7 separate regions of the Homo sapiens genome follow, and all the other regions are linked to region 4. A link is an interaction called in ENCODE POLR2A ChIA-PET data of the cell type or tissue named here. Cell type or tissue: CD4-positive, alpha-beta T cell. All regions are shown on one strand.

Region 1 (4,000 bases), 50 kb after region 4:
AGAGATCTATAATGGTGCAGTAAAATATACTCACCAGTAAATGATACCTTCATGGCAAAAGCTACTATAAGCTAGGTCACACAATTTTTGTCTGGCATGACAGGCTCAACGAAATGAAGTTTGAAAGCAGAGTTTCATGCATATGCCTCGTAACAGATGGGTAGCGACCTAAGGCAGAGACCCACATTTGGTGGTCACTAGTGTAAGGGTCTTTCTGTGGGACTGTAGAAAAATGAGGCTTTCCAGGAAAGATGCGTGGGGTTCCAAGAAACAGGAAAGGCTTTCGAGTCAGACAGCCACAGGTAGCAACACTGGCCCCAGGTTACCCTCTCACTAGCCTTGGACAAAGTACTCAGCCTTCCCGACTCCCAATTTTTACTCATCTGTAAAGTGAGATAATAGCAAGTACTTCAAGGGAAATGGATTGCACAGTGCCTAACACAGGACAGACATCATCACCTGCTCTCATTGTGAGCACTGTACGTGGGAAGCCCTTGGTCCTGGTGTTCTAATGGCGAGTCTCTCACTTGTCTCCCTCCCTGGATAGAGTGGGTCTTCCCAGAGCTAGGTGGTTATCAGCAGACAACACTGGCACAGGGCTGACACATTAGCAGCACCCAAGTCAGTCGGTTGATAGAAGAAAGAAAAGCTGCCAGGGTATATGCCCCATCCATCTGTGGGTCTCCATCTCTGCTGCTACCAAACCTGTCCAAACCCCATCATCTGTCTTATAGGCTCTGGCATCAGATGTCTACTTGGTGTATAGCTTCCCATCCCACCTCTTTAGAACCTGCCCTCCATACCCTATCTAAAGAGCTCCTTGAAAAAAAAAAAATCCCTCCAAGTACATTATTGCCCTACTAAAGCCAGGGCATGATTTCCCAGTGTGGATGGACTAAAATCCAAACTCCTCACTGTGGTCTAGAGGGCCTGACACACCCTGGTCCTCCCCTATGTCTCTGATCTTATTTCACACTCTTCTCTTCCTCACTTACTCTCTCCCCACTAAATTTCTTTGTTCCTTAAACACAACCCATTCGTTTCTTCCTCGGGGTCTTTGCACCTCTCTTCCTTCTGCTTGGAATGCTCATCTTCCTGAGTTTCCCATGTTTGCACCCTTCTCATTTGACAGCTCTCAGCTTCACTGTCACCTCTTCCAAGACAGAGGCTTTCCCTGAGCATCCTACAGGTCCAGCATCCCCATAGCCAGGTTCTCTCTATGTTTTCACAGCATTTGTCACTTTTTGAAGTAACCTCATTTGGCCCTTGCCTACTTGCTTCTTTGCCGCCCCCCGGGCTGGATTGATGGGTTCATTGCCACCAGTATCCTCTAGCACCGCATGGGCGTGGTCCACTAACCAGCAATATCTGCCTGGGCCCTGGAGTTTGATAAGAATGTTGCATATTGTAATCCCCACCCTACCAAATCAGAATCTGTATCTTCTTATCCCTGGGAGCTCACATGCACTTCATAGTTTGCAAATCAATGTCCTAACCTGGCACCTTGAAAACAGGTGATCAATAAACACATACTGAATGAATGAATGGTGTCACTTTGCATTTGAGACAAAGATACGAATGTTAAATATCCCATGTCAGTAAATTTTATGGTGAGACTTCTGGGCCTACAGAAATTTAGTTCACATAATGAATAAAAAGAATTCTCCCAGTAATATAAATGCATCGGTCATTGATCATTGACTATGTTGAAAAACCAAACCAAAGACCCTCTGAAGTGTCTAGAAGTCTGTGGTTTCATAACAGACATGTGCAGTGTCCTATTATCATGGAAAGGCTTATCATTGCTCCTGGAAGACTTATTCCTTCTTCTGATGCAATTTTAAATATTATGTACACTGCTCTAATTGGTAATTATTGGAAGCTGAACAGTATTCAGTTATGACCATACCAGCAACGTAACTAGGGGTTTTGATCTTTTTTTAACAAACACATTAGAGCAAAGGCTTCAGAATGTATGAAGTCCTTCAAATTACCTACCTTGGTTTAATATTAAGTCAAAAAAGCTGAATTAAACATGTGTCTTTCCTATGATTACTACTATGTAAAAGTGCTGCATGTGTATACGAAGGCTCTGGGAAGGACCATAGACCAAAAAAGACAACAGTTTGATTTTTAGAAGAGACTGTAGCTCAGTTGTTAATTCTTGTTCTTTTGCTTGCCACTGCTATTAAAAAATGCTTTTCAATAAATAAAGGTAAGAAGAAGTATATTACTAGAAATTACAGTGGTGATAAAACCGATGCATTAAACAGTTATACAAATGTTTGTCTGTTGGCGCAAGAGAAGCCAAAGCTTTTGAAGTTGCCTCACTGGGTTCAAATCCCAGTCCACCCCTTCCAGCTGGGTGACTGGAGCTACTTTTTATTAACCCTCCAAGACCTTGAAGCCTTACAGAATAAGGATAAAACACCCTCACTTGCAGACTTGTTTTTATATAAAGTTCTAAGCACGTAGTTGGGATTCAAAGCGTTGGTGCTCTTTTCTCTTTGCATGTAAAAGAACGCATAAGGTTCCTGCAAAATGTCTCAAAGACTTGCAACAAACAAGCCCTGCTCTGCTGGTATCTGCATATGCACTAGTGGCAGGCAGCAAGGAGGTATGAATAAAACTGTAGAAGTTGGAAGCCATTTCAAAGTTGTATTGAAGACCAATAAATATCTAAAAATAGTTTATGCATTCAAACACACTAAAGTAGTTGAAAGAACATACACTCCTTATAGTAGTGCCTATTTCCAGCCTTAATAATGCATTTTATTTTATATCACTTTATTTTATCTTATCTGTTTTTACTTATTTTGTTTTACTTCATTTTATTTTACTTTGTTTTCTTTTACAACTACGTCTGTATGTCCTACTCTGCCTTGGATGCTGTTCTCAGCACTTTACAAACACTAGCTCATCTATCCTCACAACAATCTCATAAGGTGCCACAATTATTGGCTCCATTTTACAAATAAAGAAACTAAAGGACAAAGAAGTAAGGTTGTCTGCAGAGTGCATTTGCTGTTGGCCCAAGATGGTTTTAGGCATTGTAATCATACAGTCTAATTTACTAGTTAGCTCAGAACAATGTAGAACACTTTTTAGAAGCTTAATCCACTCTGCAAGAAGATGGCACGTGCCACACAGGCTGTTCTTACAACAGCATCAGAGATTGCAGCAATTTTTTTTTTTTTTTTGAGACAGAATATTGTTGTTTCTCCCAGTTTGGTTTACAACGGCGCCATCTCAGCTCACTGCAACCTCCGCCTCCTGAGTTCAAGGAATTATCCTGCCTCAGCCTCCCTAGTAGCTGGGATTACAGGCACATGCCACCACGCCCAGCTAATTTTTGTATTGTTGGTAGGGACAGGGTTTCACCATGTTGGCCAGGCTGGTCTCAAACTCCTGACGTCAAGTGATCCGCCTGCCTCGGCCTCCCAAAGTGCTGGGATTACAGGCACGAGCCACTGTGCCCAGCCACTGCAGCAATTTTAAAGTGGAATTGAGCGTCTTTTTTGTCTTGTAGAAAAAGGACAACTAGCTGAAGAGATTAAAAAAAAAAAAAAGATGTTTGCCGTCTGATATACCACTTAACAATTTGCACCACTGGGCAAGCGGCTTCAATGCAGGAAAAAAGCACCAAGCCCAGAGACTGAAGAATAGTTGTGTGACTTAAATCATTTACACTGTCCGACTTTCAATTTCCTCATAATTAAACTGAAGGGTATGACCTTTACCTCCTGGGGGCTAAAGGAAATTAAGCTTATAACAGCTCCTGACACACAGTAGGGACACACCAAAAATGCTGGTTGGATTCAAAATTAAAGCTGAAATGATCAATGCATGCACAATGGATATATGGAACAGAGATTTGTTTTCCTGGAATGGGACTCTGCCAACAAATTGAAAAACACACCACCAATCTGAGACATGCACGATATTCATGTTCTTGTGCTGTTTGGTCCTGAATTTTTTATCTCCCAAGAATAATGACCTC
Region 2 (4,000 bases), 380 kb after region 4:
CTTGAGGTCAGGAGTTCAAGACCAGCCTGGCCAACATGGTGAAACCCCCTCTCTACTAAAAATGCAAAAATTAGCTGGGCGTGGTGGTGCATGTCTCTAATCCCAGCTACTTGGGAGGCTGAGGCAGGATGATCACTTGAACCTGGGAGGCGGAGGCTGCAGTAAGCCAAGATTGTGCCACTGCACTCCAGCCTGGGTGACAGAGCAAGACTCTGTCCCACAAAAAAAAAAAAAAAAAAAAAAAAAAAAAAAAAAAAAGTAAATTCTGCAAAGAACAGAACAAAGTTAAACTCTTCCACGAATAGAGTTGACTGGAACATCCCCTCTGCCAGGCACCAACAGGTTTCAGTTTTTCATTTTTTATCTGATTTAGGCTAATCAGTGAGATTCTTCATCCTCCCCCATTTACTGCACACTTAATCTTCATAATAGCAGTCCCTGCAGGTATCTCCTAAATTAGGGAACTTAGAGTTTGTCAAGATGTTTACAAATATGTGACCACCTTGCATCCTTGAAACGACCTGCAGCCAGGTATGTGTATTTTGTGTATTGTGTATGTAAAAGGCATATATTACTGTTTTTGGAGTCTTTTTCAATTTCACAGGAAAAGAAATTAAGGCGCAAAAAGTTAAGGAATTGGCCTAAAAAGTCACACTGCAGCTAGAGAATATCAATTCAGGATTTTTGACCCCAGGGAAAGAGTGAGCTTCTAATTACAGCAGGGAGAGGTTGGGGTTTGGGGAGATCCTATGGACGGACCAGAGGTAAAGTTTGAACTAAAGACCCTTAAAGCTCTTGCCACCCTAAGTTTTATAAGGATCTCAAGGGCCATTATTTTGCTTGGCTATGCCTCCTGGTCTTGCGGGCAGGTGGCAGGCACTGCTGAATAGTGGGAAGGGCAGGATCCTGGAATCACAGGAGGCCCTGCACAGTTCTGGAATTCCATAAAGAGAGTACAGCCTTATGATGCCCCGGGGTTGTAGAGATATGCATATATGTGCGCACACACACACACACACACACACACAGAGCCATAGCTAGGCGTGGTGGAAGAGTGCACTGGGGACCCAGGACACTGACTTTTCTCTCCAAGAGATGTTTGCCAGGGCGAGGCAGGCAAGAGCTCGCCCCTGTCCCCACCCACGCCTGGATCCAGACGAACGAGGGAGACCTTAATTCACTTTACCCCAAAATGAACCCGACCCCCAGTGACAGTGGGTGGAAAGGTAGGAAGCTGAGACAGCCGATGATTGCCCCTGGAGATAAGCAGAGGTAGTGGCACTGGCAGATCTTGATCTGGCGACCCGCTCCCTGGTCGTCTCCTCCGCGGCCAGGCGCATCCTGCAGCGCCCAGACCGCCGCGTCCCCACCCGCGTCCCCAACCGCGAGCGCTCGCCTGGGCCGGGCCGGGCGCCCGAGATTCGGGAGAGATTAGGGGCCCGCAAAGCAGAAGAGCAGATTCAGAAAGAAAAAAAAAAAAGCGAGAAGTGCGAGAAAAATATACTGAATTCAGCTAAACACACGGCAGATGAAAAAAATACCTTGCTCAGAAGCCAAAAACGAGCTCCCGAGCCGTGAGACACTGTTGCGCCCCCGCCAGGCGTGCAGGCCGGATGTTAGGGGGGCAACCTCGAGGCCCGATGGTGGCTTCGACCCCAGGGCGGACCTGCGCCTACCCTCAGCCCCTGCAACTGCGGGTCAGGAGAAAGGGACCTGCCATGGCGAAGAAAACCGAATCTTCTCCAATTAGGCTTCTCCTTAAAGAGAGAAAAAGTAGGTAGTTGGGCAACTTAATCCAATCTGGGACTCGGGACGTGTGCTTGGGCGCTTCCCGGGCAGCTGGCCGGAGCGTGTGGGTTCGGAGCTCCCAGCGCTGGCCCCGCGCTGCCCCTCGATGCCACCAGCAAACCCGCAGGGCGCCTTGGCGCAGGCTCGCGTTTGCAGAGCCGGCCTGGGAAGCGGAACTCCCTCCGGTCCCGATGACCAGGCCTCTTTAGGGTCCTGGCTCAGGCTGCCTTTGTGGGACAGAGCCTCATGAAGGGACACAGAAACAGAGACAGCCTCTGGGCGGCGCCCCCGGGATGTGGCGTTTCTGTGCCCCGGGGAGGGGGCACCACCCCTGCCTATGCGGAGCGATCCGGACGCTGCAGGGGTGACGCCGGGCAGCGCCCGCTCTGACCTCCCACGGCTTTTAGAATTATTAGTGTTGTTACTGTTGTAGTTAAATTCTTCACTACCACGAAGTGAGAGGAAAATTCCGAATCCAGTCGTCACTGGGGCCCTTCCCCCCACCCCCCCACCAGCCTTTCCTTTCGGACCCTCCTCCCCCAGGAAACCAGGAAAATGTTGAGGCTTCCGGTCCCCTTTCCCCCTCCGCCTCAGAGTTGCAAGGGCAAGGAGTTTTCTCGACATCACCAGCAGCAGGTGTTTGGAGAGGAGGGGGCCTAATGCAGGTCGCCACCCCCTCCCCTTTCGGATGCCACCAAAGCCTCCATAGCTAGGGCGCGTCCTTCTGGATCTTCTTTCAGTTTCCCCGGGCCCTGCAGACCAGGACAGCGACTTTCCAGCAATCCTGGAGCATTTTGCTTAAAAAAAAAAAAAAAAAAAAAAAAAAAAAGTGAGCTCGGTTGCTGCCGTAACATAAAAGCCCCCTTTGATTTACAAATAGATTCATACAACCGCAAGAGCTTGGATTTGTTTTGAGGTTCTTGGTACTTTTCTTTAATGACAGAATGCCAAACAGGTAAATCGAATAAAAAAAAACTTCTAACACGAATAGTGCCAGCAAATAAAATTGTGCAACTGACAGTAATTAAAAGATTTAGAATAAGTAAGTATGCATTGTGTATTTCAGGCAGATGACCACGTCCCAAGACACAATGTTCCATGTGGCAAGCACTGCCTTTCAGTCAGCACAGTGAGGGCATATCCCCATTTGATGAGCCGGCCAAAAGTCTAAGTAGAGACCCTCGGTGAACAGGAAGCCCGGAGGGGCTGACCTTCGTGACTCCCTCCACAGGCCCTGGGAAAAATATCAGAGGCCAGAATTCAACCCTCTCACTACAAAACGGTTAAACCAAGACTGTTGGGTCTTGACTAAGCCAGAGATTGACCCAATTCTCCGGACAGTTATGCAATCGTTTGCAGCACAAAAACGCAATGTCCTACCTGTGAGAGATATTCTTCTTCTCAGTCCCATTCTACAGATGGAAAAAACTGAGGCCAAGAAAGAGTAAGTGACCACACCAAGCACTTCTCCTAGGAAATGGCAGAACTGGAACACTACAGATAACGCAGCACCTCTTCTGAACCCACTGCAGATCTGAGAGATTGTGTCAATTCTTCCCATCCACTTGGGTTGGTTTTTCAGTTGGCTATCCTTCTGCCGAGATACCTGAATCCCAACCCTCATCCCTGTGGAATTTGAAAGTGGATTTTCTGAACCTTTGATTAAAATATACAGTTTTTAGTTTTGGGGTGGTTGAGTTTTTGGTGGTTTTTTTCGCTTGTTTCTTTTGGTTTTGTTGTTTTTGCTGTCTCATCTCCCCAAGAGAAAAACAGCTCCAGAACAGGAAGGACTCCCTCGAGAAGCACCTCGGAGGGATGGGGTTAAGCCAGCAGGTGTGCCGGTCTTGGCATTCAAGGCAAGCCAAAGTACTGGATCTGACGGGTTTTATTGTTTTAAGAGGTACAAGTTCACAGCTTCCTGAATGGAAGTCTCTTCATTTCTTGGAGCCAAGCTTAAATGCCTTTAAAATCTTGGCCTGCCGTTATCCTGTAGCTGTTAATTAAGCTTTGAAAACTTTACATTATGTTTACAGTGCACTGTGCGAATTGCAAAATAAATTAGAACCCGAGGCAAAGAAATTGGAGTTTTCAATAAATGGAACAAAAACCGGAGAGAGTCGCTTTTTAGATAATGTGAGACTCGCTATTTCTCACTCTGATATTTCTTTCTAAGGGGGAAAATGGACTTTGAAAAAATAAACTTTTGCTTCAA
Region 3 (4,000 bases), 180 kb before region 4:
AAATTGGCATATCCTCGGACCTAACAAGTTTACCCTTAGGACTATATCTGAAAGAAATAGTTGGATGAACTCTGTGTGTAGAAGAGTGTTCACCATAGCAGTATGTATTCTGGGTAGCATCCTGAAGCAACTAGAATTCCTGATAATTAGCGACTGTTTAAAAAGATATATTGCATCCCTCTAACGGAAGAGTTTATAGCTGTTAAGTATCAGGTTTTAGAAGACTATTGAGTGAACAAAGAAAGCACTCACAAAAACAGGCTATAATATAACATAGCCTATATGATTCCAATTTTGAGAAAATAAACATGTTGTGTCCCTGTCAGTAGCTGGAGTTGCATGAAAATGTAATAGCGATTATTTCTGCTGCCATTCAAAACACGCTTCATTTTGTAATTTACATTTTTATATTTGTTTTTCAAATTTTGCCCATGAGTATATTTTTCTCTTAAATGTCAGCGAGAAAAAGATAATAAATTTTGAAAAGAGAAAATAAATGTTCTCTAAAACATGCTAAATTTAAAACAAACTGGGAAATAATGTTTGCGACATAAAGACAAGATTTTAATATCTTTAATCTAGAAAGATATTTTATAAATTAAGAAAAAATAACTCCAGTATGAATTCACAGAAAGAAAGCAAACAGAAAACATATTCACACACAAAAATTCACAACTGAAACCATGTTCAAGTACCTAATAAATATGTAAAAAGTATTTATCTTTGCTAGTGATCCAATAGACACAGATGAAACAAAATATAAGGTAGTATTTTTTAGCCATTAAATTATCAATCTTTGAATGATACTAATCAGAGTTGCTGATGACAGATGACTCAGCTCCTCACACCGAGGTGGTTAGCGTCTAAATTTGTTCATTCTTTTTATAGAAAGCAATTTGTATTTGCCGTGACACATGACATCACCAGTACCGAAACTTTGCCCTAATAACTCCATCTCTACAAATGTTTCCTAAGGAAATAAGAGTACTTAAAGATGTTTACAAGGATGCTTATTTCAGCTTTATTTAAAATATTTGTTTGTAAATGTGGAAACAATATGTGTTTAGCAAACGAGAAGTGGGAAAATAAGTTGTGATGTGCAGATAGAATTAGGGTAGAAGATTATATATAGTCATAGGTTAGAAGATTATATAGACATCAAATTATATTTTGAAACATTTTTAATGATATATAAACATGCTTTATGAGCAAGTGAGAATAGCATGATGCCAACTGTCTCTCTACGTTCCAATTTAGTAAAGTGTCAACGCACACACATAAAATCACTGGAGGGAGATCGGCAGTGGGTGATACCGGTTGCTGATGTTATGAGTAGCTTATTCCTATGTCCCCTAGATGGCCGATAATCCAAAAGAAGCAAATCAATATTGAAAACCACAGACCAAAAAACAAAACAAAACAAAATGGCGGGGAAGAGGAGGCAGAAGAGAAGAAGAAAGAGAAGGAAGAGGAAGAAGAAAAAGAAATCCCAGGACTCTACCTGGTCCTCACTGAAGAACTTTTTTGCATGTATTTGAAGAACACACATGCAGTATTGCATTACATCTGGTACCTGCCATCAGGCTCTGGCCTCATTTCTTTCCATTCACCTGTAAGTACCAGTTGACTCAGTTCTGCATGTCATGGTAAATATTCCAAGTTAACACTTGACATTCTGAAGTGCTGTACGAATCTAGGCCCTGTTGCTATCTCCTCTCAGTAGCACTTTTGTCAAACATTGTCACTGAAGGTGACTCTGGGGAATAGATTTTTCTTGCTCCTTTATCACTAAACTTGCTTCCTCCTTTTGGGAACATGAAACAGGTGGAATTTATAGTGTAACCATTATAGTTCTTAAAAGAGATTCTGAGAGCTTCTCAGAATCTCAGCTCAGCATTGGAGGCACCTGAGGAATTTTAGGACCTACTGATGCCGAGTTAAACCCCAGATCTCTTGCTGTGAGGCCGAGGCATTGGCAGTCAAAGGTGCCCAAGTGATTCTCATGTGCAGAGAAGGCTGAGAACTGCTCTGTTTTTTACCGGCACGTGTTTTCTTTCAAAAGAATGTCTGTTGCAAGGGAAGGGACCTACCACAAACCCAACACTCTACATGCTCACACCGACTATTCATTGTCATATTTGATTTGTATAATCACCCCTTAAGGTAAAAGCTCTGAACTTCCTTTCCAGTTGAGGGAATACACTCAGAGAAATTAGGGTTTCCTGAACTCAGGCAGCATGAGGCATGAAAAGGAAAGACAAGAATAACAAAATGTCCTGGGTTTGACTCTTGTCAAAGCTGTGGAGTGGTGGGCAAGTCCTCTTAGCATCATGCTCAGTGATCTCTGATGTTCTTTACTGATAGCCCAGTGACTCTCCACTGGGGGCAATCGTGCCCCAGGAGACATTTTGATTGGCGCTACTGGAGGAGGAAAGTGCAACTGACATCTAGTGGGTAGAGGCAAGAGATGTTGCTGGGCATCCTATAATACATGGGACAGTCCCCACGGCAAAGGATTATCCAACCCAAAAAGTCGACAGAGCCAAGGCTGAGAAGCTGGCTTTAGCTGCAAGTTATGAAGATGAATTGAGATGCATTTCCTTAATGTGTTTAGACCGGACGAGTCCCTCGCTTGGCAAAGACCTGAGAAATGCAATGATCTCTAGTCCCCTTTTCTGTCTCTTCTCAGGGCACTCGAGTCTAAGCCAGGAAGGAAAATCTTCCCAGCCTAAATTTGACAATGTGGAGGCCAATCTGGCATGAGACAGTTTATTTCTACACCCCCAGAGAGCAGTAAAGTCCCTCTCAAAAGCCAACCCAGACAAAACCAGTCCTTTCTGGCTCTTCTTTTTATCTGCCACACTTATCTAGGGCTCAGCTCAGGGAAACCTCCCCCAGCTGGAGACTAACTTTAAGGGCAGGTCCCGGCTCCCACAGCCTTGCAGGCACCGTGAGAACCTCAGTCTCCCCAGAGGAAGAAGCCATGGGCTGAAGAGACAGCTGCACTTATCACTTCCTCCCATCGCTCAGTCCGTTGGGCTGTTCTCCAAAGTAGGCCAAACTGCTCTGGGTCTTGTTAGGGAAGAGACCCAGAAACCAGCAGGACAGGAAAAGGCAGCTCTGCTGGTCTCTGAGAGCTGAGAGTGAGACAGCCCCAGGACAGCCCACAGCCCTGGAGAAGAGAGCCCTGTGGCTGGCAGTGTGGCTGGAGAAATGTCCAGGGGCCTGGATTCTGAGTCACTGAAATAAAAAGAGGGCTTTAGATGTCAGAGGACTGTACTAGGTGTCCTAGCAGTTGGTGGACCCATTCAAGCTTTTACTGAGCCTTTGAGGAGGGAAGTAATTTCAGATATCTGAAATTACCCAGTCCCCTGTGTGATCCTGCTTCAACTGTGAGGTGTTTAAAAAAAAAAAAGATTCAATGACACTCGTGAAAGCACAGTAGGTGGCCCATGCTTAGGACCATCACAATAAGCACGAGGACCCCTGCAATGAGATTTTTAGTCAGGGACAGAGATTGGGCTCAGCTCTAAATACAGCATGAGCCAATGAGAATTTATGGCCAAGGAGCAGGGCAGGGTCAGTGGATGCAGAGGTACTAAGATAAAACGTCAGCGGGGAGGATTCTGGCCAAAGCAACCCACTCATGTAGATGTCCATTCACCCCGTAGACTCTCATGCCTCATGCGTTTTTCAAATGTTGATGATCAATGTGATGTATGCAGGATTCTCACTAAAGACAAGCCAGGGTGATCAGGCAACACCCAGGGGATGATGGAAGATGAGGAACTTGATCAGAGGTTGAGGATGATCAGATATCAAGGGTGATGGGTTCTTGCTAACCTGACTTAGCAGGGTTCTTTGATAAAACTGGATTTTACAAGGAAGTACAGAGATGGGCTTAAGAGAAGGTCCAAAAGCTTGACTGAAGTTTGGACTAGCAGAACATATTTGTCAGAGGCCACCCTTGCCATGGGGCCCATGGTGATACTTTCTCCCT
Region 4 (4,000 bases):
CAACTTTGGCCTCAACACTGTCTCTACACAGAGTGGTGTTCAAGATGAGCAGAGCCCTGCTACCTCCTGTTTCTCAGTGAAACCACACTAAGGGCCCAACTCATTGCTGCAGCAAGACCAGTTTTTCCCCAAGACTCACTGTACTAGGGTGAAAAGCAGAGACTCCCCTTGGACTTACCTTGGCCAACTTTTTCCTTCTGCATGTATGTGAGGTGCTTCTTGAAAACAAGCCAATGACATTCATTCTCCTCACTTCATCACAAGAGGGTGGCACAGCCTAGGAGTTCCAAGTTCTGGGGAGACCCTATAGCTATGGTAGGGAAATGAGTATAGGGACTCTGAGCTGTAGAGGGACCTATGTGCTCAGAATTCTCACTCCTGATGCAGTGTTATTATCCACTGTGCCAATGTCCCATGCTTTGTCCAGTGGCAGCCCCTTCCCAGGAGCAAAGGGAGGAGGCCACTGCAATGATACCAGTGCTCAGACAGAAACTTACACATATTCCAGGTTGGTTATTCTCTGGATGATGAGATAAAAGAAGAGGAATCAGAACTTCTGCACCAAAAGAGGCTCTGGCCAGACTTTAGGGCCAAAATTTTAAAATCTTTTTCTCACTTGCCTCGCCATGTGACCCTGCAAGTCACTTCAGCTCTACAAGCCTCAGTTTCCTAAATCTTAAAAGAGATTCCTAGTGACTACTTTATAGAATTGTTCTTTCGATTTAACTATTTAGATGGAGTGGTTACAACACCTCTCATATCCGTTTAGCTTGTTACCCACCATTGTTAATAGCTCTTGCCACACCCAATGGTATGCGCTTCCCCTAACCCAAGTGAAATTAATGATTGCTGGCCAGAGCTCTGCTATTTCCAATCCAACTGACATTACAAATGCCTCTGGCAGAACATCCTTCTTCCTCTTTCCTGTTGCTAAATCCAGATTATTCCCTTTATGGACCAACATCCATGCCCCCTCTTCCAGGAAGCCTTTTCTGAATACCCCAGCCTGGGCTAAGGGAGGCTACTCTGGAATCCCTTAACAACTCCGTTGCAGCACTTTTTACATTGTGTCCCATCTAGTAGCTAACTTATCTGCTCTTACTTGACTACGACCATTTTACAGACAGGGATTACAGTGTATTAAGTGCTGCATCTTGAGCATCCAGCGCCATGCATGAATGTAGTAGGCACTCTACAAATACTTAGCGAGTTAGTGAATTAATAAACGAATGAGTGAGATGCTAAGATGATGCATTCTTGGAGTGAGAGGAAAAGGGGCCAGCTGAGCAAACTCTCTGAGCTCCAAATCTTGGGCAATTCATTTGGCTACTGCATCTAGATGAGCTTATCTGTAAAGGAGAAAATGATGCTGACCTAATTTGTATTGCCACAGTCCTTTAGAACAACTAGTAATTGATCTGAAAGATTGAAGTCCCTTGCACTGTCCTTTCAGCCCTGTAGTCGGGCAGGTCCCTGTAGGGTGGGACTGGGTGCCACTATCACTACTCTCGGTTGCGGCACAGATGACATCAGCCTCCACTAGTAGAAAGCCAGCACCTTCTGCTCTATCCATACCCCCTCATCATTTTTATCTGTATCTTTAAGTCAACCTTTGGGGAGCTGATTGCAAAGTTGGAAGTAGGTTTCAGGGTCACTAGATATTCATGGCAATGGATACTCATAAAGCAAAAAGAAAGAAATAGTTAGAGACCCTTTTAATCTGCCTCTCACTGACATTTCTTTGCTGAAAAGTTCTGCAGGTATAGGCTAGGGCACTAGAATTTAGGTCAATGACATTCATGCTGCCTCTTAGAAAAAAATCTTTCTGCAGCAAGTGCACGATTTCCTGTTATGACTGCAGATCCCGCCGGCAGCACCAGTGTAGTGACTGTAGAGGCGTCCATCCTGTTTGTTTATAATTCTTAACAATGGGCTTTTGGGGAAGGAGGGCCCGAAGCAGCAAGCTCTGATGAGCTGCACAGAGGATGTGATGCCACCTGAATAATGCATGCCCACTTTGTGTGTGTACCCGACATGGGCCCGAATGCAGGGGAAAGCCAAAGGCTTTGAAGCACCTGCTCTGAGCAGCTCCGATGACAGCCCAAGAGTCCAGATAAGATCTGAGCTCTCCTTCCTCCCCACCACCCCACCCCCTATGCCGCTCCCATTTCCCTTTTGGCATTTAAAATAAGCTCTGAGACTAAGCCACCCCCGAGAGATCCTGTCAGAGATGCCGCTTTTGTGTTGCTCATATTCCTTCCTGGCCCCACCCTAGTGTAGGACCTTCTCATAACTTGTGCAGGGATAGCAGTGGCAGCCTTCCACATGACTGTCTGATCAGTCCCCATCTGGCCCCCTCCAAGCCACTCTCCACAAGGAGGCAGCCAGAAGGATCTTTCTAACAATAAAATGGTCACTTGGGCGGATGCAGCCCCAAAGGCACACGGCTTAGATTTCAGATCATACTCATTCCCCACATGAGAGTGCTACTCTCCTGCCGAATACCCTTCAGGTATTGCCTTCATCATTTGCAAATCATGTTCAAGATTTCTGGCATGGCACAGAAAGCCTTCCGCGATCTGACTCCTACTCCCCCCTCTCATCCTCTTCTCATCCCCTGTCTTTTCAGGTCCACAGTGCTCCAGTTGGCCGAGGCTCTGGTTCCCAAAACAAGATGTCCCTCCTGTCTCACTTGGATCCTCACACCTGTGTATCCTGGCATTTCTTGTCCTTTCTATCTGTCATTCCTAGTAGGAACCTCAACCACATCATAAAACAGTGGTCAACATTCAGTGTCGATCAGTCTATTCAAGGTACATTATATGCATTCCTTGATTTAACCCTCAAAGCAACACTGTGGGGTATGCATAGTTCTTATCTCCATCATGTGGAAGAAGTCACTGAGGCTCAAGGTAATAAAATGACTCCTCCAAGGTCAAACAGCTACAAAGTTGGCAGAGGGCTCAAACTCAAGGTCACTATTAACCACAGTATCACATGGAGACTTACATGACATGGCGTACCATCTATTGCTTACCTATTCTTAGACTGGCCGAACTCCAATTACTCTGAAATGCCATTTTTAAGGTACTAATGTATTCAAAGTCCACCCTCCCTACTTTAAAAGCTGCACTTTCTGCTCCCTTGCCAAAGCTGGAATTTCATCCTCACCATGGATGAAATTCACCTCAACAAAACTTGGACCTCTTTTAAACCTTCATTTCTCCATGAAGTCTTTCAAAATGCCTAAGATCCAAGTGATCTCTCTTACCCACATTGACAGCATATTCATCAACGTTGGAATAATTCCCATCATCAGCTACACATATGTCTGCTTTTTAACTATATTATAAATATACATAAAATTCTTTTTTATAAATGATTGAATTCATACACAAATTCTTCTAAAATATATATAAGGCACAAAAATTAAAAATACAAGAAAACACCTGTGTAACCCAATTTAAGAATTAGAACCTTATGCTCCTCCCTCCCCCATCCTGGCTCCTTCCCTCGTCGTGTTTCCCACACTCTCATTTTCTTTATAGCTTCTCCATTTGTTTGTATTCCTGAAAATTATTGTTTGCAGTGTTGCATGTTTCTAAACCTTATATAAATGGAATCATGCTGAACGAATTCTCTTGACAATGTGCGCTATTTTGCAGTTGTTGTTGCCTGTTTGTTTTGGATTTGGGGCTCCATATTATGTTTCTGAGATTTGCCTGTGTTGTTATATGTACCTGTGCTTCATTTATTTTCATAGCTGAACAATATTCTTTTGTGTGACTATGTCAGAATGTACCTAAATATTCTATTACTCGTGTACATTTGGGCTGTTTCCAGTGTTTTACTACAACAAACTTCTCTGGACTCATTCTTCTCCCTGTCTCCAGATGTACATGTAGAGGAGATTCTCTAGGGGTGTACACCTAAGCAGGGAAATGCTGAGACAGAAGATCTGTGCATTTTCAATGTTATTAGATAATGGCATATTGTTATC
Region 5 (4,000 bases), 300 kb after region 4:
CAGTGGGTCCACTGAGTCTTGCTCCTCTTCTCATCTTTAAAGGATGATCTCGGCCAAGCTTTCATGAAAGAGGCAGAGGGAATCAGTGAAACATCCTCAGAAAAATGACCCGAAAGCCTCCAGCAGAACTCCCTATTCAACAATTACAATCCCTCGCTCCCTAGGTTCTAGTCTTTGCTCACCACTCTACCCAAATGCTATTAATGAAACCCTTTCTCTGCTGGGCCTGGGAGCACCTTTCTCTCGGCAATTTTGGTTTTATAAAGAAACCTTTGATTAAGACTTTACCCCTGTGCCAGGTAATGAACCCAACTCTTTATGCATGCAACCTCACTCAAGTGCACCCTGTGTGCGTTATTTTGCACAGGGGTATAGAGCCATACTTTTAAGTAATTCTCAGTCATTCTGACCACAGTTGCTTTAAGTTCAGACTTCTGCTGCTCAGTGTGCACATGGTATTTCTCTAGCCCTGAATCTCTTGGTCCCCCTTTCCACTTTTCTACTAATCCTGAAGATGCTGCCATCAGGGAAACAGGGCTCTTTGCTCCTGGTCTCTGAGAAAGCCCCAGAGCCTCTGCCACTCTGCAGAGACTGCTGATATGTCTGACTTGGCAGGAAGATGGAGTTCTAGCTTGGACCTGAATAAAAGAGCTTTCCAGTGGGGCAGAAGCTATGGACTCAACAATGCTCCTTATGGATCTGTGAGACAGCTCTCGTGGACAGTGTCACAGCTTCACTGCTTAAGGCAATTGCAGGGGGTGCTGTGAGGGGTCAGGGGAATGGAAGGGTCGACATGCCGCTAGCATCCAGCCCAAAGGCATGCACACTGGGTCCTCAGAAAATGCTGCCAATGATGAGACAAAATGATGGCTGAGTGCTTATTTCTCTAGAACCTTCTGAATACATGGCAGTCCCAGCTTATGTGTGTGAGGTCACTGGGAATTCAATACCTGAACATGTTTCCTCCTTCCCTTTGACCACCAGAAAGCTTGAAACCTGTTTTGAGATCGTTCTCTACCAACTTTAGAGAAATACATGTTGAAAAACATGCATTTGTGGTAGCATTATTGCTCTGTTGATATCCTCTCTTCTTCCCCCGGCCCCCACCACGACGCTTCTCCAACCCAATGATTTGGGGCTTGGTCATGTGATTTGCTTTGGCTAATGGAATGTTAGAAGACATACCTTACATAGAGGCCTCTAGGATGTGAGTTAGTTTGGCATTTGAACTCATGCCAAGGGCCAGGAGAACATGCCCTTGGCCACTGGTCCAAGGAGAATGACAGACATGTGACAGTTCTGGACACACCTGAAGCTCAAAGCCAGGCCCAGTCAACCCAAAGCCTGATAACAAGGTAACAAGATCCCTCTCCGCATGCCAGCTGATCTACAAACCAAGGAATAAAACAAATAAATGCTTGGTGAGTGTCACCCACTGAGTTATGGGGTGGCTTGCTATGCAGCTTTATTGTGGCAACACCTAATCCAGAAACTGCTATCTCTGCCTTTCTTACTACACACTCCCATAGTCAGAGCTTTTTGAAGAATCACTGTTTCATTAATTTGTTTGTTTGTTCATTCATTCACTCACTAATTTAATAAATGCTCATTGAAAGTTTACAGCACCCGGCACTGTCCCAGGTGCCGAGGATGAAGCATGAAGAAGGCAGGCAGGGCCTGTTCTTCCAGCGCTTTCTCTCTAGTGGGTTTGCAAGTGGCATCAGCTTCTCTTCCAAGTGCTGCTGACACCTGTCCTCATGAATGTCTTCACTTTCTCATCTCAAATGATTCACTAGATGAGAAAAACAAGCTTTTATCTCACGTGGGTATGAGGAAGGGAGCAGTTCCTCCAGAAAGTCGTGAGAGACTCAGCAAGTCACAATTAAGAAGCGTTGGAAGCTCATTCATTTTGCAAAATAAAAAATCAGTACTGAACTCTGTTGACTTCTCTAAACCTCAGAGAATGAGCCATGGTTACATTCTAGATTCAAAACAATTTCAAGCTCTTTTGTATGAACAGATGACTCATCTAATACCAGAAAGGAAAGGCTAGGTTTATTTCCCAGAATAAAGCATGCAATCTACATTAAGGGCCAGGATTTCATTTGCTGTTGTTTCAAATATACAATTATTAAACATTACTTATAACTTATTAAAGTAGTTCTATCTACGGCATCAGAACCCACACTATAGCTGTTCCAGGCCTTAGGCTTCCACGTAAAGAATCATCTGAACTCTCCAAGATGCAGACCAGGTGTTCAGAGCATGCATGCTGAATAACGAAAGAAAGAATGGTTGACAGTTTCTGAACCCCCTCAGCTGGAAGACAGCAAGCCAGATATCCTCACAACAGATGGGTTTGGGCCAGCAACCCAAAACATATTTGTCAGAATACTTACTCCCCAAGGTGATAAAACAGAATTCTTGAGAAACTCTGAGCTAAGGGAAGTAAAATGGGATTCTCTGCTACAGGACTTATCAGAGGCTTTACTAGACTAACATGCACTGGAGTCCCCCAAAGGGGAACTCTGTGATGTGGTATCCAAATTCACCCAGCCTGGGAAGCTTTTTGCTCATGAAACATAAACTGGGCACTGCTGACTCAGAGCATCCATCCACACCAGCCTGTGTGCTTCTCAGACATCCCAGCATCCCCAGGTCTTCAAGAGTTTAGACAATACCAGAACCCCCTAACCAGCATGTCTATTAAACCCAACTACAATTAAAGGCAACTTGCAATAAAACCTAAAAAACAAAGACTTTCTCTAAAAAAAAAAAAACCTTCTGGATTGTCAAATGTCCTTCAGTAACCTCCACCATGGAACATACATTTTCTAAGCATGCCCCTAAATACACACATAAGGGCTTTGGTTATTTGAAAATAATGTTAAGATATATTTGTGCTTGCAATTGTGAGGTATATTTTTCCCTCCCTTTTTATATGGCAGATTTGGTTAAGGTATACCTATTCTTGTTTTTTAGTGGGTTTGAGTTTTCTATTTTCAAAAACAGCAGGTTAGTAAGAGCCAAGAGCTGTTAATTTTGCACTGGCTTGCCTTATGCACGTATGACATTCCAAAGTTGATGGCTCTTAAACACAGCCCTTCAGGTGACTTCTGTCACATCGAAAGCAGATTCAATTATGAGCTGTATGGTTCCAGTATATTTTGTTGTATTATAATTCTTTGAAAACTGGTAATTCATGCATGGCATATATGAGAACTCTCTATTAACCAGAGTATTTGATTAATGAGCCTGGTGTGTGCTTTCATCATGCTGAGTTACTGACTTTACTCCACCTGGGTGGATGCAATACCAAAACCCATTCAGTTTCCTTGTTTTGTTTTAAAGGATTATAACAGCACCGTACAACAGCAAGAACAAATACCATGGGACCTGGTGACAGAAAACGTGGGCTTCAGCCCAAGTTCTGCAACTGTATTTCCAGGATAATACCTAGTACCCAATAAATGTTCAATAAACTATTATTGGATGGAAGAGTAGATATATTGATACATTTATAAATGAAAAAATATTAGAAATGGAAGAAAGAAGACTTTCTGACTCCCCCTGTCTGTGTTCAGTGTCCCTGTTCTCTATTTTCTTAGGATCCTGTGCAGACCTCTAATAGCATTTGTGACATTACACTGTAAATGTCTTTATTTTTGGCTTCCTCATTGATTGGAGCTCCTTGAGGGAAGGGGCTTTGTTTTAGTCCTCTTTCTTTCTCTAGGATTTCATGGCTTCCAGCCCTTCAGTTAGCATCCGGTAAGTGGTAAGTATTTCTGTTTTCACAATGAACTTGCATTGCTTTAATACAATAAAAAGGAAGTAAAGTTTACATTAACAGTAATAAGAGAGAAGTCCTGATGTTGGGATCTGGGGTGAGAAGACTGGGCAGAGGAGCGTATCAGAGGAAGAGGTCATGGAGATGGCAGTCAAGCCCAAGTAGTAGAAAGAATGGTGTTGCAGTGGTCACAACCAGGGCCAAGGCAAGGGG
Region 6 (4,000 bases), 640 kb after region 4:
CTGCTGAGCATGTATTATTACTTAAAACCTGGCATCTAAGTGGGAATAACTGAGTTCCCGTCATCATTAGGCCGATTAGCGCCATGATAAACCCTCACAGATCATAAGGCAAAATTACAAAACATCACTTCTGGAGCTCTGAGTCGGCTGAAGGAGCTCCCGGCTGCCTGCATTTTCAAACACCTCCTTTCTGAATTCAGGCCCCCAAATACCCTGATGTCTTGACAGAACCATTTCACTGTGTAGGCAAATTGTCACCTTTTACACCAGGGCATCTGTCATTTTTATACTCAATGCTGCCTCTCCTTCCTCCTTGCTTGCCTGCTCTCTCTCTCTCTCTCTGTCTGTCTGTCTATCTCCCTCTCTCTTTCTCTGCCCCCAGTCTTGGTACAAACCCCTTGGGAAGCCAGCACCCTATCCAGGAATGGACTCATATATCTCCTGCATTATACTTACACAAAAAGAAAAAACCCTCGACAAGTCAGAAATGATGTATCTCCAACATCATTCATCTCCAGATTTTATTTTTATGCAGAACTCAGAGCAGCTTGTCTTGCATTCTCTCACATTCCCTGAGATTAATTCTCACTATGGGACTGTGATAGGATTGTGAGGGTGAGAAGACATCCAAGCTCAACAGGAAATAAAATGCAACTCAGTAACTCCATCTTCAGCCACTCAGACCAATTCCTGAGGGGATGTTCCTGGAGTAGCCATCCTTCTCTTCAGGTGGAATACTCCCCCAGAAAGAGAGAGGCAGGGGAGTCCATCATCTACATATTCATCAATCCTCCATTGGACATTTGACCAATGAGTAAAATTGAACAGCTACTAAGTGCCTAGCACTGGAGGGTCACAGTAGGATATAAGTGACCAGAGAGAAAGACTTAATATTCATAGCAAACTCTACCACTTAAAAGCTGTATGACTGTCTTACTCTATTTTCTGCTGCTATAACAGAATACCACAGACTGGGTAATTTATAAAGAAACAAATTTTATTTGGCTTGTGGTTCTGGAGACTGAGAAGTCCAAGAGCATGTCACTGGCATCTGGTGAGGGTCATCCCATTGCAGAAGGGCAGAAGACAAGCTCAAGGGCAAGACAGAGACAGAAAGGGAGCCAAACTTATCAGGACTTCTGCAATAACTTCTGCAATAACTAACCTACTCCCTAGATAATCCATTCATGAGGGCACAGCCCCCTTGGCCCGATCACCTCTTAAAGGCCTCACCTCCTAATACCATTATAATGGCAATTCATATTAACATGAGTTTTGGCGGAGACATTCAAATCACAGCAGTGACCTTGAGCTATTACTTAATGTCTCTGAGCTGCAATGTCCTCAACTGCGAAAAGGGGACAGAGTGTGGCAAGAATTACATGGCATAAGTATTAAAACCTCATCACAGTACCAAGCACATGATAGGTAATTTGCATTTTTATTATTGGGCTAAAAAATAAATTAGGCTAGTCTCTGCCTATCCTCAGGAAGGGTGGAGTCCAGGTGGGTGTCACAGGGAAACCAGTACCAAAAAACATGATACAAGAAATTAGCAAATAATTGTAAGCAAAGATGAATCACCCTGACTTTAGAAAGTATCAGTGGGGATTGAAGTAATCAGTGAAGTGACAGACACACCAAGATATCATCTCTTATTCAAACCCTACCCTTCAGAGCTCTCTGCTCTGAGACACTGGGTTAGGCTCTGGAAGCTGCATTTTTGTTTTCTCTGCTGCTCCCTGGTAGGCTTGCAGAAAAAATGAACTTGCACTTCCTGTTCTTCTGTCCTTCCTGTTTTGCTTCTTCACTCCAGCAGCAGCAGTTCCTTCCTGCAGCCGGAACTGAATCTAGTTTGAATGTTTTCAGTACCTATCAGACCAGCTTTCCTGTGCACCACGCTAGGGAGACCAAGTTTTAGTGCTGAAAGTTCCATACCCTAGGAATTCCCTCCATCCCAAGGCAAACCAGAATGGTTGGTCACCCTTCTCATCTCAGAGACACCAGAACCAGCCAAGCAGTGCCCGCTCCTCAGAGGTCTGGGTTCAAGCTCCACAGGCTCTGCTGTGCTTTCTAAGTTCTAGCAATTCTACCTGCTTCCTTTGTCCCCAGCCCTGGGAGGGTGTTAGGCCATTTTCTGCAAAAACAGAATACCACACACCGAGGAATTTATAAAGAAAAGAGGTTTATTTGGCTTATGATTCTGGAGCCTGGGAAGTCCAAGAGCATGTCACTGGCATCCAGCAAGGGTCATCCTATGGCAGAAGGGCAGAAGACAAGCTCAAACCCTGGGGCTGCTTCCTGCTCCCATGATACCTTAATGTGCTCTTTCTAAGGACCTGATTAACAATCTCATAAATAGTTAACACTTCTTTCTTACTAATTGTAGTAAAATATACATAACACAAAATGTACCACTTTAACCATTTTTAAGTGTATAGTTCAGTGGCATTAAGTACATTCACAGTACTGTACAACCATCAATACTCTCCATATCCAGAGCTTTTTGTTTGTTTGGTTTTTGAGTTTTTTGTTTTTTGTTTTTTTTGAGATGGAGTCTCACTCTGTTGCCCAGGCTGGAGTACAGTAGCACAATCTCAGCTCACTGCAACTTCTACCTCCCTGGTTCAAAAGATTCTCCTGCCTCAGCCTCCCAAGTAGCTCGGACTACAGATGTGTACTACCATGCCCGGCTAATTTTTTGTATTTTTAGTAGAGTTGGGGTTTCACCATCATGGCTAGGCTGGTCTCAAACTCCTGACCTACAGTGATCCACCTGCCTCGGCCTCCCAACGTGCTGGGATTACAGGCATGAGCCACCATGCCCGGCCAATCTTCAGAACTTTTTCATCTTGCAAAACTGAAACTCTGTACCCATTAAACAACAACTCTGTATTCCCTCTCCCCTACCCTGGCAATCACTGTTCTACTTTCTGTCTCTACAAGTTTGGCTGCTCTAGGAACCTCATATAAGGAATCATACAGTATCTGTCCTTTTGTGTCTAGATTATTTTTCTCGTATGTCTCCAAGCTTCATTCATGTCACAGCATGTGTCAGAATTTCCTTCCTTTTCAAGGAAAGAAATAATATTTCTGAATAATATCCCACTCTATGTATATAACACATTTTCTTTGTCCATTCATCCATTGATGGACCCTTGGGTTGATTCCACCTTTTGCCTGTTTTGAATAATGCTGCTATGAACATGGGTGTGCAAATATTGCTTTAACACCCTGCCTTCAATTATTTCGGATGTATACCAAGAAATGGAATTGCTGGTTCATCAGCTAATTCTATATTTAATTTTTTGAGGAACCACCATAATATCTTCCACAGAGGCTGCACCATTTTACATTCCTACCAGCAAGGTACAACGGCTCCAATTTCCCCACTTCCTTGCCAACATTTGTAACTTCCTGTTTTGCTGGTAATAGTTATTCTAATGGGTATGCAATAGACCACTACTTTATGTTAGATTTGCTCTGTTGGACTAACAGGCATGGCTCCATCTCCTGGTTGGGCCCTAGCTGATACAGAAGGCTTCTAGGAGGAGCTGCAATTGGAGCAAATCATTGGAGGATGAGGCACCTGATGGGTGCTGAGAGGGAGGGCATCAGGGCAGGACTAGACTGTTGAGGGGAAGGGCCAGAGAAGAGCAGGACTGGACCCTTGCCAGGTTGGGGTGAGGCCATGCAACTCACATAGCCAAGCTGGATTCTATTCTCTCAGCAACCTGTCCCTGAAGCTGAAGTAAGTGTCCTCTGACTGCAAATCCAGCAGTGTGCTCCCAGATCAACACTTCTCTAAGCATCTAAGGAGCAGACCTAGGAAGCCTCTAATGAAGTATGTGGCCCGCTAAACAAATGCAAAAACTGAGGCCTACAGGGAGGCAGTAACTCAGCCAAAACACCCTGTGAGAACTCAGCCTTCTTGATTCACTCCATCTCATAGCACTGGTCTCAGTCTTTCTCCTACATACCACCCTCTGTGTAGAGGAAA
Region 7 (4,000 bases), 190 kb before region 4:
GGAGTTCGAGACTAGCCTGGCCAACATGGCAAAACCCTGTCTCTACTAAAAATACAAAAAATTAGCCAGGCGTGGTGGCAGGCGCCAGTAATCCCAGCTATTCAGGAGGCTGAGGCAGGAGAATTGCTTGAACCCGAGAGACAGAGGTTGCAGTGAGCCGAGACCATGCCACAGCACTCCAGCCTGGGCAACAGAGTGAGACTTGGTCTCAAAAAAAAAAAAAAAAAAAAAAAAAGATTTGACCTGACTTAACTCTTGTGAAGAGTGGACAAAGTGTTGCAAGATGAAGTGGGGAATGTTTGCTCTAGGAATAGGAAGGGTATGTGCAAAAGCATGTCAAGATTAGGAGAATCCAGGGTGTTTGGACGGGAGGGGCACAGAGTCAGAGGCTGACAGCATTTAGTGAGCCTGATCCAGGGTCCACAGGTGCCACTGAAGACCTGAGATATTTTGCTACAGGCGCTGTAGAGAATTTGTATCAGCTCTTCATTCTATCAAAACAGCAAAAACAGGGACAGTTTCCCCAGCCTCCAGAGAGAATGTTTTGTCTCTTTTCCTCCTCGAAGCTATTTTCCAATGGCCTCCTGCAGTAAGTCTTTGCTGATGCCCCTGCTAATGGTCCCATTTCTCTCTCCCAGTGCCCTGCTTGCCCTGTGCTTCTGGCAGCAGCACAGATGGCCTTGCAGGTCATGGACATGTCTGCCTCTCTTACTGGACACAGAGCCTCTTACGGGCTATGACATCCTGAATTTTCTTGTGCATAAACAATGCACAGGAAGCATACGCCGAATTGAATCACTGATTCTTAAGCCAGTGGTAGCATACACTGCCAAAATGTCCAAAGCCCTCTGATGGAGAGCTGTCTCTACAAGGAAGTTTTTCAGAGCCCTGGTAGGTGGTAAAAGTTGTGACTCTTTAGTCCAGCAGATTGGAGCTCAAATGCAAACTGTGGCATCTCTCTGCTACCTCCTTCTTCTGAGTCCCAATTTACCTGTTTCTTTCTGCCTGCTCCCCTAACCCAAAGCAGGTGGTAATGGTTCCCTTGTCCACCTCCATCCTATGGGACAGGCAGGAATTGCTCCTTCCAACTCATGAGAGCTGATTTTACTCTCTTTCCAACTTTGGGTACCCTGGTGGGAGTATTTACACCACATAAATTGGCAAAATATACATATCATGACTTGCTTTCCCCGGAGAGGTGGTTGTTGGACATTAACCAGCACTGCCTGTTGATCATGTGGCTCTGTTAATGCCCTCATGACAAACAATGAGATTGATCCGTTATAAAAATGACAATAATAATAATCTTGATTATACCTTACGTTTACATCATTTACACCATGCTTTAGAATTTGCAAAAAATTTTTACGTAAGTTTTACATAACCCCCATGAAACCAGGAAATGCATTTATCATGTTTATTTCTGGGGTACCATTTTTAGCACAGTCTCAGGCAGGCTGACTAGGTACAGTGTGGCAGGTTGTATAACCACACAAAGGTGTCCAGACAAGGAAGCAAGAAGGGAGTAAAATCTAGCTTGTCAAACCATACTGTACGGGGCAGTGTCTGCTCCGAGGTCTCATCTTTGTCTATGCTACCAAGGGCTAGGTGATCTACATGCCCCCTGGCACATGGAAGGTACTCATTAAACATTTATTGAGAGAAGGAATGGATACATTTGGGCTACACAAGTAGCCTGTGAATCTAGTTTTGTAAACTCCATTATACAGCAAAGGTATCTAGTTTACCCAAGATCACGTTCTAGTGTAAGAATTAGGAGCACGAACCCTGAAGCCAGAGGACACCCTACTCCCTGCCTCATTACTATGTGAAGAGGTAAGTATCTTAACCGCTCTCTGCCTCAGTTTCCTCATTTGTAAAGCAGGGATAGTAATCATATCAACTTCTTGGTGTCATTATGAAGATTACATGGCTTAATATATGTAGAATACATATAACCATGCTCTTATTGAGAAGTTATGTGTTAACTGGCAATTATTTATATGTAAGATGGTTCTAAACGCTAAGACGTGAGGGGTTACTGTGATTGTTTGAGTACCAATCAAGGAGGCACATTTTTCTGGGAACTTTATACATGAGAATGTCTAATCAAAAATGGTAGCATCAATTAGACATTCTTATGTCTTATGAGTAAGAAATCAGAGAGATATGTAAGTTGCTAAATATTGCAGAGCAAGTGAATATTTAAGCCTAAGCCTTTATCTGCCAGCATTCAGAGCCTATGCATAGTTTTTCTCTATTTTGGTGTTCCTGTTCCTACTCTACTGAAAAATAAGTCACTCTAGACAGCCTTACTTTCCAAGCAGCTAAGTATTTAACTCTTTGAGCACCAAAGTTTCTTATTTTTAGCCTTCATATATATATATATATAATAAAATATATATAAATAAATGTATATATTTATAAAATATATATAAATAAAATATATATTTATAAAATATATAAATAATATATATATATTTATAAATATATATAAATAAAATATATATATTTATAAATATATAAATAAAATATATATATTTATAAATATATAAATAAAATATATATATTTATAAATATATAAATAAAATATATATATTTATAAATATATAAATAAATATATATATTTATAAAATATATATAAATAAAATATATGTATTTATAAAATATATAAATAAAATATATGTATTTATAAAATATATAAATAAAATATATATATTTATAAAATATATATAAATAAAATATATATATTTATAAAATATATATAAATAAAATATATATATTTATAAAAAATATACATAAATAAAATATATATATTTATAAAAAATATACATAAATAAAATATATATTTTATAAAATATATACATAAAATATATATTTTATAAAATATATACATAAAATATATATTTTATAAAATATATACATAAAATATATATTTTATAAAATATATACATAAAATATATATTTTATAAAATATATACATAAAATATATATTTTATAAAATATATATAAATAAAATATATATTTTATAAAATATATATAAATAAAATATATATATATATTTTATAAAATATATATAAATAAAATATATATATATATTTTATTACACTTTAAGTTCTAGGGTACATGTGCACAACGTGAAGGTTTGTTACATATGTATACATGTGCCATTGTGGAAAACAGTGTGGCAATTCTTCAGGGATCTAGAACTAGAAATACCATTTGACCCAGCCATCCCATTATTGGGTATATACCCAAAGGAATATAAATCATGCTGCTATAAAGACACACGTATGTTTATTGTGGTACTACTCACAATAGCAAAGACTTGGAACCAACCCAAATGTCCAATAATGATAGACTGGATTAAGAAACTGTGGCACATATACACCATGGAATACTATTTTCAGCCTTCTTAAAAGTATATCTCTCTTAAAATACAGGCATACTTGAAGACATTGTGTATTCAGTTCCAGATCACTGCAATAACATGAATATCATGTTAAAGCCAGTCACCCAAGGTTTTTGGCCTCCCAGTGCCTGTAAAAGTTATGTTTACTCTATGCTGTAGTCTATTAAATGTGTACTAGCATTATGTCTAACAAGTATACATACCTTAATTAAAAATTACTTTGTTGCTAAACAAGTGCCAAGGATCATCTGAGCCTTCAGAAAATCACAATCTTTTTGCTGGTGGAGAGTCTGGCCTTCATGTTGATGGGTGCTGACTAATTAAGGTGTTGGTTGCTGAAGGATGGGGTGGCTGTGGCAACTACTTAAAATAACACAAAAATGTAATTTGCCACATTGATCAAGTCTTCCTTTTATAAAAGATTTTACTGTAACATGAGATGCTGTTTGACAGCATTTCACCCACAGTAGAACTTCTTTCAAAATCAAAGTTAATCTTCTCAAACCCTGCTGCTGCTTTATAAACTAGGTTAATATGATATTATCAATTATTTGTTGTCATCCAACAATGTTCACAGCATCCTCACCG

The links. Peaks named below come from ENCODE experiments on the same cell type or tissue, not always from the same donor. Only the 100,000 strongest peaks of a DNase experiment are listed, where the experiment ranks them.
Region 1: POLR2A ChIA-PET joins it to region 4 with 7 read pairs; 3 of 35 experiments call an interaction of 5 or more read pairs at or near these places.
Region 2: POLR2A ChIA-PET joins it to region 4 with 7 read pairs; 1 of 35 experiments calls an interaction of 5 or more read pairs at or near these places.
Region 3: POLR2A ChIA-PET joins it to region 4 with 6 read pairs; 1 of 35 experiments calls an interaction of 5 or more read pairs at or near these places.
Region 5: POLR2A ChIA-PET joins it to region 4 with 5 read pairs; 2 of 35 experiments call an interaction of 5 or more read pairs at or near these places.
Region 6: POLR2A ChIA-PET joins it to region 4 with 5 read pairs; 2 of 35 experiments call an interaction of 5 or more read pairs at or near these places.
Region 7: POLR2A ChIA-PET joins it to region 4 with 5 read pairs; 2 of 35 experiments call an interaction of 5 or more read pairs at or near these places.

What each region holds. Positions count from the first base shown.
Region 1 is chr14:97,550,749-97,554,748 of GRCh38, reverse strand. The region is part of intron 3 of LINC02325 (long intergenic non-protein coding RNA 2325); the gene reads right to left. Among named protein-coding and RNA genes, the nearest start is that of LINC02325, 94 kb to the right of the region's middle. In CD4-positive, alpha-beta T cell, no CTCF peak of the experiment used is centred here; no DNase peak of the experiment used is centred here.
Region 2 is chr14:97,216,910-97,220,909 of GRCh38, reverse strand. No RefSeq gene overlaps it. Among named protein-coding and RNA genes, the nearest start is that of LINC02304, 64 kb to the right of the region's middle. In CD4-positive, alpha-beta T cell, no CTCF peak of the experiment used is centred here; a DNase peak (open chromatin) is centred at 2,009; H3K4me3 peaks cover 1,741 bases; H3K27me3 peaks cover 532 bases.
Region 3 is chr14:97,776,219-97,780,218 of GRCh38, reverse strand. The region is part of intron 3 of LOC105370651 (a long non-coding RNA gene); the gene reads right to left. Among named protein-coding and RNA genes, the nearest start is that of LINC02312, 15 kb to the right of the region's middle. In CD4-positive, alpha-beta T cell, a CTCF peak has its summit at 2,651; a DNase peak (open chromatin) is centred at 2,408.
Region 4 is chr14:97,600,914-97,604,913 of GRCh38, reverse strand. No RefSeq gene overlaps it. Among named protein-coding and RNA genes, the nearest start is that of LINC02291, 84 kb to the left of the region's middle. In CD4-positive, alpha-beta T cell, no CTCF peak of the experiment used is centred here; DNase peaks (open chromatin) are centred at 1,493 and 1,983; H3K4me3 peaks cover 1,555 bases; H3K27ac peaks cover 3,251 bases.
Region 5 is chr14:97,304,900-97,308,899 of GRCh38, reverse strand. No RefSeq gene overlaps it. Among named protein-coding and RNA genes, the nearest start is that of LINC02325, 150 kb to the left of the region's middle. RefSeq lists an enhancer at 2,327-2,396. In CD4-positive, alpha-beta T cell, no CTCF peak of the experiment used is centred here; no DNase peak of the experiment used is centred here.
Region 6 is chr14:96,960,311-96,964,310 of GRCh38, reverse strand. No RefSeq gene overlaps it. Among named protein-coding and RNA genes, the nearest start is that of LINC00618, 19 kb to the right of the region's middle. In CD4-positive, alpha-beta T cell, no CTCF peak of the experiment used is centred here; a DNase peak (open chromatin) is centred at 1,780; H3K4me3 peaks cover 464 bases; H3K27ac peaks cover 2,631 bases.
Region 7 is chr14:97,786,838-97,790,837 of GRCh38, reverse strand. The region is part of intron 3 of LOC105370651 (a long non-coding RNA gene); the gene reads right to left. Among named protein-coding and RNA genes, the nearest start is that of LINC02312, 26 kb to the right of the region's middle. In CD4-positive, alpha-beta T cell, no CTCF peak of the experiment used is centred here; no DNase peak of the experiment used is centred here.